Regions from separate parts of the Homo sapiens genome. Here region 2 is linked to region 1. The links are chromatin loops, found by intact Hi-C in ENCODE. Cell type or tissue: chondrocyte. All regions are shown on one strand. Links, peaks and the distances in the headings refer to the core of each region. The heading gives the core; the rest is flanking DNA. Region 1 has its middle 81 kb from the start of VWDE. Region 2 has its middle 4.0 kb from the start of THSD7A.

What was found. Hi-C counts contacts between places; a loop is a spot of excess contacts. Peaks named below come from ENCODE experiments on the same cell type or tissue, not always from the same donor. Only the 100,000 strongest peaks of a DNase experiment are listed, where the experiment ranks them.
Region 2: it touches region 1 in a loop (7-fold over the local background); 36 of 110 quality-filtered maps call a loop at or near these places.

What each region holds. Positions count from the first base shown.
Region 1 is chr7:12,318,432-12,326,385 of GRCh38, reverse strand. No RefSeq gene overlaps it. Among named protein-coding and RNA genes, the nearest start is that of VWDE, 81 kb to the left of the region's middle. In chondrocyte, for the core only: CTCF peaks have their summits at 3,694, 3,899 (motif pointing right) and 4,130; no DNase peak of the experiment used is centred there.
Region 2 is chr7:11,832,695-11,839,600 of GRCh38, reverse strand. No RefSeq gene overlaps it. Among named protein-coding and RNA genes, the nearest start is that of THSD7A, 4.0 kb to the right of the region's middle. RefSeq lists an enhancer at 6,726-6,906. In chondrocyte, for the core only: a CTCF peak has its summit at 4,132 (motif pointing left); no DNase peak of the experiment used is centred there.

The DNA.
Region 1 (7,954 bases), core at 1,696-6,695:
GCAGCTGATGTTTCCTCAATCACTATTTGCAAAAGATACTGGAAATATCAACTCAATTCTTGTTTGTAGAAAAAAAAGTCTGACAAAATTCCTAAAGATTGCATAAGTCAGGTGGTTGCAGTTTTCTGTACCTGTAATCTCAGCTACTTGGGAGGCTGAGGCAAGAGGATCACTTGAGCCCAGGAGTTGAAAGTCTGTATTGAGTGAGTATTCTACCTGTGAATACTGATGAATCGCTACTGCATTCTAGCCTGGGCAACGTAGACCCCATCTCTTAAAAAAATTGCTTAAGTCTTAATACATTTTCCTTCTCTGATGAAGTAGATGAGATATTTATAAACAGCAGTAAAGCAAGTGTGCTAAAATCACTAATATGTAATGTTGAATAAGAAATAAGACTTATTCTCAGATGACTTCTATTTTTCACAGAACTCAGCCCTTAATTTCAGAAAACAGGCTGCACAAACTGACCTGTTTACAATTCTTGTCAAGTTTATTTCCTCCAGTTTTCAGTTTGCCTCACAAGGACCTCATCATGTAACACTTAAACTCTTTGATGATGTTGAAAATATGGGCAGCATCCTTGACACTCTATTTCCTTTAAACAGTCATGGCTTGTAATGGCCAGGACAAGTTTGCAGCAGACAGATATGTTGGATTGCTACCTATCCCTGGCAATGAAGAGTGGGAAACTACCCTCAGTTTTCCTAATTTTCTATCTTTTTTCTAACAGCCCCACTTTAGTGGAAACTGCCTCCCCTTTTCCAGGTGGGAGCCATCGAGTTAAGGTTTTTTTTTTTCTTCCTTTGATTCAACTCAATAGACATGGTGGTTAATTAAAAAGATACAGCATTCAAGACAAGAAGTGAGGCTGGGTTTAATGGGAGCCAGGAAGCAATCAAGAGACTCATTCTTTTCTCTTTCTGGACCTGCATGGATTGTCTCTTCTTGGCCTCTCTGTAAATCTTTAATTCTCTTTGCCCATTGCTGTTCTTTATTGATTTTCCTCAGGATTCAATGTAGCCAGCAGATCAATGTGATGATCTTTCTGTTCCAATTACTGCCACCCATTGACTAGAAGACATGACATTTAGTTCAAAAGTCTTGGCTGAGAAAAATCTCACAGAAATTGGTACCACTGGATGGGCGTGAACCAGTGACCATCCCTAGGCAATCAGCCCAGATCAGGGCCAGCAGAATCATGGCAGATGGAATTGGCTGTTTGCTAAGTTATGGTGAAGCTCATTATATTAGTTCATTTTCACACTGCTGATAAAGACGTACCTAAGACTGGGCAATTTACAAAAGAAAGAGGTTTAATGGACTCACAGTTCCACGTGGCTGAGGAGGTGTCACAGTCATGACCAAAGGTGTCTCACATGGCGGGAGACAAGAGAATGAGACCCAAGTGAAAGGGGTTTCCCCTTATAAAACTACCAGATCTCTTGAGACGTATTCACTACCATGAGAACAGTATGGGGGAAATCATCCCCATGATTCAATTATCTCCCACTGGATCCCTCCCATAACACAAGGGAGTTATGGGAGCTACAATTCAAGATGAGATTTGGATAGGGACACAGCCAAACCATATCATTCATGTTCTGAGTTGGGAAGGCAACAGTTCTAAATTCAGAAAGTTCTCAGAGCTTGGTTGTCAAAGATTTTCAATTTTTGCTTTATTTATTGAAGGCAGGTAAACTAAAACTACTATGGACAAATATTTCTGTCAAAAGACTGCTAGGTATGATAACCTCTTCACTCAGCATCCACTTTATTTTCATAATTATTCAATAGCACACCATAAAAATCAGAAGTGCTTTCCTGAGTGGAAGTAGATCAATTATGTGATTATCAATTAAATAAATTAAGTGGGGATAATTAGAAGAAAGAAAACCAAAATGTATTGAGCGTGATGCTAGGGATTTTAATTAACAATCTTTCAGACAATCAAGTTTTTGAGAGAAAAGATTTCTCTCTATTTTACAGATGACAACACCAAAGCCTAGAGAACTCCAATTGTTTCCTAAATACCCTGCTGCTTACACTTTGCCGTGATTGTATTTGAATGCATATCTGACACCAAGGCCTATTAACTACATGCTATCATCTATTTTTAGAAAAAGCCAAGAATGTTTAATGGCTCAAGATCACTTGATAATTTATTAAAGATATTTCTTTCCGCTTTTCAATCCACATTATGGGTTAATAAAAATATGCCTGTTAAAATGAGGTATTTAATTTATTTGTTGGACAAAAATATTTTGAAAAAAACTCACTTCAAGAAGAATTTGAGAATTACCAGTTTGTTTTGTTCTAGCTGTGGATATACATTTGTATGTGGAGAGGTGTCTGCGAAGAGCACCATGTAGAAATAGAACTGGAGGCAGGACAGCTGCAGGACACATTGCTGTGAGGCTTCAGAGTCAGGTGCACCTGGATTTTAATTCGATCCCAGATCCTGGCTCTAACTCACCACAGTTGTGTGTACTCGCACAGAGAACTTTACCTCCTTCTATACGTGAATTCCCTCATTTGTAAAATGGGGATAAAAAATATTTACATCATAAGAGTACTGTGTAATTTTAAATTTAAAATGAGATTATTATTGATATGCTGTGGCTCTGTGTGTGTCCCTATCCAAATTTCATCTCAAATTGTAATCCCCACTTGTCGAGGGAGGGACTTGGTAGAAGGTGGTTGGATCATGAAGGTGGTTTCCCCATGATGTTCTCGTCATAGTGAGTGAGTTCTCACGAGATCGAATGGTTTAAAAGTGTGGCACTTCCCCCACCCCGTCCTCTCCTGCTGCTGTGTGAAGAACGTGCTTGCTTCTCCTCCGCCTTTCGTCATGATTTTAAGTTTCCCGAGTCCTCTCAGCCATATGGAACTGTGAGTCAGTTAAACCTCTTTCTTTATAAATTAGCCAGTCTCACGTAGTTCTTCAGAGTGGTGTGAAAATGGGCTAATATAATTGCAAATAATTTTTCACAATGGTTGTTATCTAAATCCCCAACACATGCATTTTGTTATTTTTTGTTGTTGCTAAAGATGAATCAGTCATACCAGCTGAAGAAATGACAGGAAGACTTCTCTGTTTGGATTTTAGAGTTTTCCAATGATTACTATATGTTGGTAATTTTGTTCACTGATTAACTTTAAAAAGCACTAATTAAGATGTGAGATTAAAAACAAAATATGCAAACATGAACTTTAAATAAGCTCTGGCATACAAGTAGTGAGAACCAGACTAAGAAGGCTAAAGGTAGCTGGCATATAATGACTCAAATTGAGAGCTGAATGCGTGCCAAGCTGTGTTCTAAGTAGTTAACCAGGGTTAAGTTGATTCCCCTCCGTATTCACCTGTGTAGTTCTTTGGACTCTAGCCATCAGCCTCCAAAAAAGACCCTTTTGAACTTAGTGGGCCCTCGGCACTTTTGTCTTCACAGACCCCTCTCTCCATTTAAAAATATCAAAAAGTATATTTTATAACTGGGTTGATATAAAGATGAATACGTTAATATCATATATTAAAATAGTTTATTTGACCTAAAAGTTTTTTAATACTGATTTTAAAAGACATGAAACATTTTTGTGGGCCTTTAAAAATACTGTGGGCCATAGCCGATGTACCTCCCCCGCTGATCAAAATGGGGCCCTTCCTGGCAAGAGTATTGTAGTCTTAAGCATACCAGTTCAGAGACTACAGTACTCTTATCAACGGCCACTGCAGATGCTTTGAGAAAATAAAAGAAACGGAGGACAAAGCAGGTGGCATTCCAATTTATTTTTTTATTGTAAGGACAGACTTATACATCATTGTTGAAAGAATTTTAACCTGTTTTAAACTTCTGTAAAATTGTTTCTACTGCCAGATGAAATTAGCTTATTTTGCCTGCAGATGGTGCTAGATCCTCAGTTCCCAGGTAACACATTTTGATAAGAGAAAATATTAAATATTTAAGGCAAACATGACATTTTTCAAAAATAAAATTCTTCATAATTAATATGACATCAGTTTTTCCTGTGAGCCTAGAGTCTTAGTTATACCTGATAATCTCCAATAATTATAGCCACTTGTCTGAGAGCAGTTAAAAATTCTCATTGTGCTTGTAAAAGATACTACTTTCCTTCGAAGATTTGGTGACTTAACTGAATCCGTCTGAGATTAAAATTTCTCTGAGTAATATTAGGTTGGGCAGAAAACATTTTTTACTTCCTGTATACATTGAACTTGGAAAAAAACTGTGAAGATAGCCAGTACTTTCAAATATTTCAAGATTATGCCTTTTCCCCTGTCACTGAGAAATAGTAAGTCAATATGTAGCACACCCTGACAGAAAATAAAGTCTTTGTAAGGGATAATGTTTTCTTAAATATGCTTCTTCAGACAAAAACCATAAGTTTGTCTGAAGTAAGTGGATTTCTCCCAACTATATATCTGGACATGACTGTATCTAGAGAGTCTTTGATTAGAGACACTATGAGCTTAAGAACAATAATGAAACTTACTGGACATACACATTATAGTGAGAATTATCCCAATTTATTTTCTAATTTCATAGATGATATACAGGTGATGATAGATTAGACAAATAGGTATAGATACAATGTATATAAAGTAGATTCTATTATCAAACTTTAATCTTCCTCACCAAGGAATTGGTTATAATCCTCGATAATATGGTCAAGCGATATTGTTAGGGTCTAGTTTGGTTTCGTCTAAGATCTCAAGATAATCATCTGTACTTCCTTCAGTGTTTTGTTTTAATGCTGCCCAAGCTAAGAGGTTCCTTTCTTTGTTGAGGGCTCTGATTACTAAATGAAAGGAAATTCTTACGGCTTGTGTATGTGTCTTTAGGCACCAAGACCTGTCAATTATTTTTTGTGGACAACTTTGATGCTTCCTCCTACATTAGTTAATGGAGATGGTGACTGTGTGATACTTCATCTCCCTGATCTGTCTGCCTATTACATCAGCATTCTCTGATGATGCATTCTCACTGCTGGCTGATATTTTCTGAGGACTGTAGGAGGGGAGGATATTAGTTTTCAACCCTCTTCTTGTGAAAATAATCAATTATTCCTTGGGTTTTGACCTGAGATCTATCTCCCCATATCAAAGAGTCAAGCCATTTCCAGTGTAATGCCATAAAATACCCCGGCTGCAGCATTACAGATGAAGTAAATTAAACATTACAGACAAATATATTCTGACCACTCATTTCTAATAGTGATTGGCCTACATAGAAGACTTGAAGGATACTGGCTGGTTCAATCCAGGAAAATATTGCAAGGCAGCAACAGAGTTTGGTTTAACATGTGGGTACTTACATAAATCACAGGCAAATATTTTGAAAAATATACTTTTATTTTATTTTCATTTCTATAAAAGAAAAAATAACTAGAGGAAATGGAATTTTGTGCTACCAGAACAAAACCTAAATTGCTCACTTTGAGGGTTGTCTCTGGGCTGTCTGCCTGGCTCTGTGTGTGGAGCAAGGGTGAGATTTTTCTAGATCCATAGGGCTGAACCAAGAGGAGCAATGAACTAGAGAGGACAGAAGGTAGTTTCCAGTTAATGATCAAGTCCTGATGCATAATATGTTCAAAAAAACTTCCAGTCTTAGATTTGCACTAGAAAGGAAGAGGGTGACAAGGAATTTGTTGTTTTTTCTTCTCAAATGAGAGAACAGAGATCTCAGACAGAGTAATACCTGTCAGCACTGCTTGAGTGACTTATCTTCCAGCCACCGTTAAACCGAACAAGGAAATTTATATATCTCATTGTTTTGAGCACTATTGTTGTCTTCCAAGTGGGTAAATATTGAGTGTCCACCAAAATGCCAAAATTCATTTCTAACCTTTGTGGGTAGGCAGATTACAGGCTCTGCCAGTACCTGTTAGTAAGCAGCAGTGAGACAACTTGCTAGAAAAAGAATGTTAGATTTCCCCACCATCAGGGAATACTAAAATGATGAGCATGGTTAAAAATAAATGAGTAACCAGTTTTTAGCTTCTAATAGAACACTCATGCTGAAAATACACATGTAAGATTTTAACTAATTAGGCCTCAAGCTCTTTTTAAAAGCCACATTGCAATTAATTAAAATGACTGCTACTTATTTTTTAAAAAAACAAGGTAAATTTTTTATTATACCTACCAAACTGTCAGAGAAAGTAAACATGCTTAAACTCCCATATTACAGTTTTTGTTCTGAAATAGATAAACTATACAATCAACTTTATTTCTTTTTTCTCAAATTTATTTTTAATTGACATAAAAGTATATGTATTTGCCATGTATAACACGATTTGTAGTATATATATGTTGTGAAATGGTTAAATCTAGCTAACTAGTGAATGCATTACTTCATATAGTTGTATTTATGGTGAGAACACATAACATCCACCTTCTTAGCTTTTTTCTTATTTTTAAGTTGCTCATTTGAGTTGAAGTTGGCCTGAATACTTCAGCTAATATTGAACAATAATTGAATTAGATTAACAAATACAAATTAAAATCAAGATGTGTAACCTTTGAGGACCAAACTTGAGTTATTTCCCCTTTAAGAGCAGTGCTATAAAAGGAGACCGATCAGTGGAAATTTAGAAATAGCCATTTAAGAGAGACAATGCTTAGAGTAAAATTCTATCTCCAAAAACATTTATTGTAGCATGGTTTTTAATATTAAAATTTAAAAATAAATTATATGTGATAAATTAACAATTATAAAATAATAAAATGTTAAGTGATCATTAATAGAAAAATAGTTATATCATTATATTTCAAGCCATGAGATTTCTATATAGCCAATAAAACAATCATTAATGTAGAGCTATATCTTATATTGTATGAAGATGACTATGTTAGATGAAAAGATGAGAGAAATATTTCCAGACAATAAATATAGTATACTCCAATTTAAAAATGCATATGTTTTCATATGATGGGGCTCAGAAAACAGTATTTTAAAATGAAGGCCTCCGCAGCAGCCTCAGAGCAAAAGTTTTTTTCTGACCTTTTCCTGTTCCCCTGTCTCTCAGTCGTGTTCTCCCTGGAGGCTAGCCATAAAAACTAGAATCTCTCTTCCCCAAGGCAGGTCACAGAAATCAGAGCCCCTTTTCTCCAAAGCTAGTCATAAAACCTAATAATATTACTCTATTTTTCCCTTGCCTTTCTGTGTAAAAACTGGCCATAAAGAAATTGTCTGACATACCTTGTTTGACTGTAGATCATGAGACCCCCATTCTAGAGAGGGCTCTTCCTCACACCAAGGAGGGAATGCATGCTCAGAAGAATCTAGACAGCCAGAGTTTCCCCACTCAGCCCATTATCATTATATCTTGCCCTTTTTGTCCGATCATGTTTCTACATGGCTATCCATAACCTAAACATAAACATTGACAATTTCTTCTGTATCCTTGAGTCTTCTGAAAGCTCCCATGTATACATGTTAAATAAATTTGTATGCTTTTTCTTCTATAAATCTGCCTTTTGTGAGTTGATTTTTCAGAGAATCTTCCAAGAGCCTTTGGCCCCCACACATATATGTGAATACACATAAGTTTTTAGTATTATAGAAAATGTATAAAAAGACTGATACCAAATAATTAAGATTTGTTACCTCAGGGGAGTGGGATTGGGAGGTAAGGGGTGATTTAAGTAGATTTTATATATTACTTTATATGTATTTGTACTACTTAACATTTTTATAGTTATCTTAGTTTCATAATGTATCTTTTGCAGAATCTTCAATTAGCCTTAATGCAGCTTTTTGGAAATACCAATTTAGGGACTTTAAGAATAATATGAGTTGAAAATTAAAGAATCATTGCATTATTTTTCTTAATTCAAGAGGGGCAATAAAATTAATAAAAAAAGTTATGTGTATAAAATTTTAGTTGTATTTATAGTTATGCTCTTTTCAGAGTAAAAGATTCTGACATTTCA
Region 2 (6,906 bases), core at 1,785-6,784, 490 kb after region 1:
CATATGTTGAGTAAAGAGATGGAAAAGATATTTCTTGCAAATAAAAACAAAAAAAGAGCAGGAGTAACTATACCTGTATCAGATAAAATAGATGTTAAGTCAAAACTGTAAAAAGAAACAAAGAGAAAATGAAGGTTATTATATAATGATAAAAACCTCAGTTCAGCAAGAGGATATAATAATTGTAAATATATATGCACTCAACATTGGAGCACCTAAATATGTAAATCAAATATTAATATAGCCGAGAGAGACTACAATAAAATTAAAGTAGGGGCCTTCAGCACCCCACTTTCAGCAATGGACACATTATCCAGACAGAAAATCAATAAGAAAACACTGGACTTAAACTATACTCTAGCCTGAATGGACCTAACAGACATAAACAAAACATTCCACCCAGTAGCTGTAGAATACATAGTCTTCTCAAGTGCACATGGAGTACTCTCCCAAGACAGATCATGTTATGCCAGAAAATGAGTCTTAACAAACTTAAGAAGATTTAAATAATATCAAGTGTCTTTTCTGACTACAATGGAATAAAGAGAAAACAATAATATAAAGAACGTTTAAAATTTTTAAATACATGGAAATTAAACAACACATTCCTGAACAATTGAGTCAATGAAGACATTAGAAGGGAAATTAAAGAAACTTGAGACAAATGAAAATGGAAATGGAACATACTAAATCTCATAGGATTTGGCAAAAGTAGTCCTAAGAGGGAAGTTTATAGTTGAGTATAATGTTAGCTATGGGTTTGTCATATATATAACATATATGTGTTTATTTCATTGAGATATGTTCCTTCTATACCTAATTTGTTGACAGTTTTTATCATGACAAGATGTTGATTTTATCAAATGCTGTTTTCTATATCTTTTTAGGTGATAATATATTTTTGACCTTCATCTTGTTGAGGTGATATATCGCTTTATTGATTTATACATATTGAGCCATCCTTTCATCTCTGAGATAAAACCCACTTGATTGTGGTATATTATTTTTGATATGTGGTTGGAATTAGCTTGCTATTATTTTGTCAAGAATATTTGAATCTCTGTTTATTAGCAATATTGGCCTGTAGTTTTCTTTCATTGTTGTGTCATTGTCTAGTTTGGGTATTAAGATAATGCTATACTCATAGAATGAGTTAGGAAGAATGTTTTCATCTTCAATTTTTTGAAAGAGTTTGGCAAGAATACCACTAGTAAAAAATGTTTAACAATATTTCTGCTACCTAGTGCCAGGGTCTTTTGATTCCTTACGTTCCATCTGGGATGAGGTTCTTCCTCATTGTAAGTCCTGCAGTGAGCAATCCATTCCCCAAACTCTGAAAGGTTCTGAAACAGAATACTGTATTTTTTCACCTGATGTTAAAATCAAGGGGTCCAATCATTTGCAGCAGATTTTATTTTCAAACAGGTTTTTTAATGAATAAAATGGAGAAACAATGAGATTAATTTTATGTAAAACAATCTGAAATTTAAAATCTGCTCGTCCCTCATACGTAAATTTACAAACCACCAAAACAACCAAACAACCAACAAACCAACAACAAAACAGTGTCTATTAAGAAAAAAAAAAAAAAGGAAAGAAATGGGAAAGAAAAGAGAGAAGAAATACTAAAGCCGGAATTTGAAAAAACAAAAAAGTAAAATATATAGCTACTTGTAAAGATAAAAGATGAAAATTTCTGTCTTTTAATAAAGGCATACCTCAGAGTTATAGAGAAATCGGTTTCAGACTATTGAAATAAAGCAAATACAATAAAGCAAGTTATGCTAATATTTTGGTTTCCGAAGGCATATAAAAGTTATTGTTAAACTATACTATAGTCTATTCAGTATGCAATAGCATTATGTCTAAAAATGTACATAATTTTAAAATACTTTATTGCTAAAAAATGCCTATGATCATCTGAGCCTTCAGCAAATTGTAGTCTTCTTGCTGGTAGCAGGTGTTGCCTTGATGTCAATGGCTGCTAACTAATCAGGGTGGTAGTTGCTGAAGGTTAAGGTGGTTATGGCAATTTCTTAAATAAGACAGCAATGAAGTTTGCTGCATTGATGGTCTCTTCCTTTCATGAAAGCTTTCTGTGTAATATGTGATGCTGTTTGATAGCATTTTAACCACAGTAGAACTGCTTTCAAAATTGGAGTCAATCATCTCAAATCCTGCCATTGCTTTATTAACTAAATTTATGTAACATTCTAAATCCTTTGTTGTCATTTCAACGCTCTTCATAGTATCTTCACCTGAAGTAAATTCCATTTCAAGAAACTACTTTATTTGCTCATTCCTAAGAAGCAACTCCTCATGTGTTCATATTTTATCGGGAGACTGAAACAATTGAATCACATCTTTAGACTCCACTTTCAATTCTAGTGTTCTTGCTTTTTTAACTGCATCTGTATTGACTTCCTCCAGAGAAGTCTTGAACCCCTAGAAGTCATTCATGAGGGTTGAAATCAACTTCTTTCAAACCTGTTAATATTTGTATTTTGACTTCTTCCCATAAAACATCAATGCTCTTAAAGGTATCTAGAATGGTGAACCCTTTCTAGAAAGTTTTCAAGTGAGTTTGCCCAGATCCATTAGACGAATTATAATGTAAGGAAGCTTAAACCTTACAAAATATATTCCTTAAATAATGACTTGAAAGTCAAAATTACTCCTTGAACCACGGGCTGCAGAGTTGATGTTGTATTATCAGGTATGAAAATATTAATATCCTGTATATCTCCATTAGAGATCTTATTTTCTGATCAGTAGATCTCAACAATGGGCTTAAAATATTCAGTAAACCATGCTCTAAAGAGATGGGCAGTTATTCACCTTTATTGTTACCTTTATAGAGCACAGGCAGAGTAGATTTAGTACATTCTGGAGGGCCCTAGGATTTTCAGAATGGTAAGTAAGCATTGGCTTCAACTTAAAATCACCAGCTGAATTAGACCCTAACAAGAGAGTCAACCTGTCCTTTGAAATTTTAAAGCCAAGCATTGACTTCTCCTCTCTAGCTATTAAAATTTTAGATGGCATATTCCTCTAATAGAAGGCTTTTTTCATTTATGTTGAAAATTGATTGTTTAATGTAGGTACTTTCATCTGTTTATGTTGAAAATTGTTTAATGTGGCTACTTTCATCAGTGATCTTAGCTACATCTTCTGAGTAGCTTGCTACAGCTGCTTCACCTTGCAATTTTGTTGTGAACATGGCTTCTTTCCTTAAACCTTATGAAACAGTCTCTGCCAGCTTCACACTTTTCTGCAGCTTCCTCATGTCATTTGGTCTTTACAGGTTTAAATAGAATTGGGGCCTTTCTCTGGATTAGGCTTTGGTTTAAAGGAATGTTGTGGCTGATTTGATCTTCTATCTAGATCACTAAAGCTTTCTCCATATCAGCAATAAGGCTGTTTTGCTTCCTTTCATATGTGTATTTGCTAAAGTAGTACTTTTAATTTTCTTCAAGAACTTTCCTTTGCATTCACAACTTGGCTAACTGGTGCAAGAGGCCTAGCTTTTGGCCTATCTTGGCTTTTGATATGCCTTCCCTAATAAGCTTAATAATTTTAGGCTTTTGATTGAAAATGAGAGACTTGTAATTCTTCTTTTCACTTGAACGCTTAAAAGCCATTGTAGGGTTATTAATTAGCCTAATTTCAATATTCATATGTCTCAGGGAAAAGGGAGGCCCAACGAGAGAGAGATAGGGAAACAGCCTGTTGGTGGAGAAGTCAGAATACACAACAACATTCATTAATTTAGTTTGCTATTTTATATGGGCACAGTATGTGGTGCCCCAAAATAATTACAACAGTAACATCAAAGATCACAGATCACAGATCACCATAACAGATAGAATAATAGTGACAACATTTGAAAAATTATGAAAATTACCAAAATGTGATAGAGACATGAAGTGAGCACTTCATGTGGGAAAAATTATGTTGATAGACTTGCTCAATGCCAAGTTGTCACAAGCCTTAAATTTGTTAAACAAACAAACAAACAAAAATATGTGTAAAGCACAGTAAAATGAGGTGTACCTATAAACTTGGTGGGTGGGTGTCAAGGGAAGGGGAGGATAGAAAGAAGCCCAAAATAAATTTTGTCTCATCCAAATCTTGGTCAAGTGTGACACCTAGAGGTTGCACAAATAGAATTCCTTTGGGTATTTTTTATTTTTTAGGATGCAAAATGCATTTATGTGGAGAATTATTTTTAAGTTTTTATTTCAAAATGGACATCTTTAGATATTTCCATATGTAATACTATCAATAAATAACTATATTTCTTCACTTTTTTATAATTATAAAACTGTTGATGTTAAAAGTTGTTTCCCTTTCCATCAAGGAACTGAATATTTCATAATTGTTTTAAAATATTGATACTAATGACTAAAAGTCATTGTCATGAGTCTCATGAGTTGTAATATATATTTATATGTTTATGTTCTAATAAAAGAGAAAACAGATGTGTATAGGTATGTTCACATCCTTACCTCTGGAGTTTAGAAATGATAGCAAAATTAATAGAGGCAGAATAAAGACACCTATCACATGAGAGGTGATAAGTTTAGAATTTTTTCATTTCTAAATATTAAAAAAATATGCTTTGCATTTGTCATTCATTGGTTTGGAGAACTTTTATCGCACTGGCTCATTAATATTTGAACAGTTCTCCATGAAAAATGACGAACGATTTACTTCATGGCAGGCTGTACAGATGGTCAATTTAATCTGCATCCTTGAGACTTCTCATGACTAAATTTTGACATCATGTCATTAAACATTTGTGTATTATTATTTATGTCATATTCTAGGAAACAAATATTGCTATGTCTTGCTATCTCTTGCCATCTATCAGTTTTATTGATAGGATTTATCTACCTAGACACTATACCTTTCACAAAGGAACACATATCAGGATATATACATCACTTTTGTCTCCTCAGAGACCCATACATTTTTGTCCTCAAGTGCAATAATGACATTGTTATGAACAAATGTGTGGCAGGTGTGGAGACAAATGTTTATATGACTTGGATTCTCTAACCTTGTTCAGAGATATCTTTGCTGATGATTGTGTGTGTTTGTGTATGTGCATGTGTGTGTGTGACTCCTAGGCCTTGTGTACGTTGAAATTGAAAGAAGGAAACCAAATGTTGGCTATTTTGAAACAGTACTGCAGAACATATCACCATAATTGTGTATTGTAAATGGCAGCAAATTGGAACCTAGAAATTGACCCCGTATAATGCTTGAATTTGTAGCTATGATGTTTACACTCTTGACAAGTTGAGTTATTATTATACCACCATGGGTAAATATAAAGGTCAGAATCTTAAAATTTCTTTTGACAATAAGCTATTAAGTATAGTGTCGGATGGCTTTTTGAAGGGCTAGGTAAATGACCTTGCACATTAACTTAATTCCTCAGACTCTCTGTCCTCTGTTATATAATGAATTCCCACTTGGTGAATTGATTGGCGCTTCCCACGAATGCGTAGAATGGCTGCTGTTAGCAGAGTATGTCCAGTTTGAAATACTTCCTGTGCCAGAGTTAGAGGATTTCAAGGTTTAGGGCACTAACAGTAGCTGAGAAATACAAGCAGAAAGGATGGGAAAATGATTCCTTGTGGAGTGGACATGGAAATTTTCCTGAAACGACAGAACCCAGGAAGCAATAGCAGGTCCCATTTCCTTCTGTGGTGTAACTGTCAAAAGAAGTGATCCTTCAGGGAACCATACATTAGTTAAGATCAGGCTTCCTTTTTATTCCTTATCAACCTATAATCTTTTGATTGTTGCCTGTTTTTCACGAGTGAAGAAATAGTAAGCCACACTAGCTTATCTCTCCTAATCACAGACTCACAGCGCTCGGGCTCTCTGAGCTTTTAATTCCTTCTTAGAGGCCTAACAGAGCGGAAAGTAAACAAAGACCAAATTTGCAACCTTCAACGTAGCTAATTTCCTCTGATGTCAGAATACTTAAACAGGCAGGACCTGGGAATTATTTGATCAAACCCGCTTTTAATCTAATGCATGCAGAGGGGCTGTGTCTGGAAGGCTTTGCAAAATGACAAGGGTCCCAAGGGAGCCTTATGGAAGGTTTCCTCTTTCAGAAAGAGTAGCTTCCTCATCTTAAACTCTAGGGTAGCTATGTTGGAGTAAATTCATAAAAAGTAGTTTTCCTGCTTTTAAAATTTTATTTTATTTGGCTGAAAATTGCTGATGGGATAGTAGTTTTCTTTGGCTTTCCGTTTGCTGAATTTTTAATGGTTAAATGCCTACTATTTTAGCTTTACTGTGAAATGAATTAATAATAAAATATATTATTATTAGCTAAAGGGAGAAGGAGAAAGGGGAAAGCATTATCCGACTTCACACACATTCTTCTATTACTACTGGTAGAAGAAAGTGAAAACACAAAGGACAAAAGATGCAAACACATGTGGTTCCTTATTTAGATTGCGACAGGCATTTTGCTACAGTAAGAGTTAAGAAAAATCGGTGTCAGGGAAATTTTAAATGAAGAATTTACTAATTCCAAGATATCCAGACAGCATTACTGACTCAGTTTGACTCACAACTATCTGAATACTTAGAAGTAGCATATTTTTGAGGGAAAGAAGTAGATGAAGGGACAGAACTCTATACCTGAAATATAATTTTAATTTTAAGGGTTTTTTTTTTGTACAATTGTATTTATGTAATTAGGTAGCATTGCAAATACTCATTAACACTAATTCAGTTTTAAAGGCTATTAAAAGACAATTTAATTTGTCACAGAGCATCAATATTGCTCATATTTTTATTGATAATAGATTAAGTTAAAAACAACATTTAAAGAAGGGTTTAAGTGCATTTTGACAAGTCAACATTTCTGCTCTCGTGTTT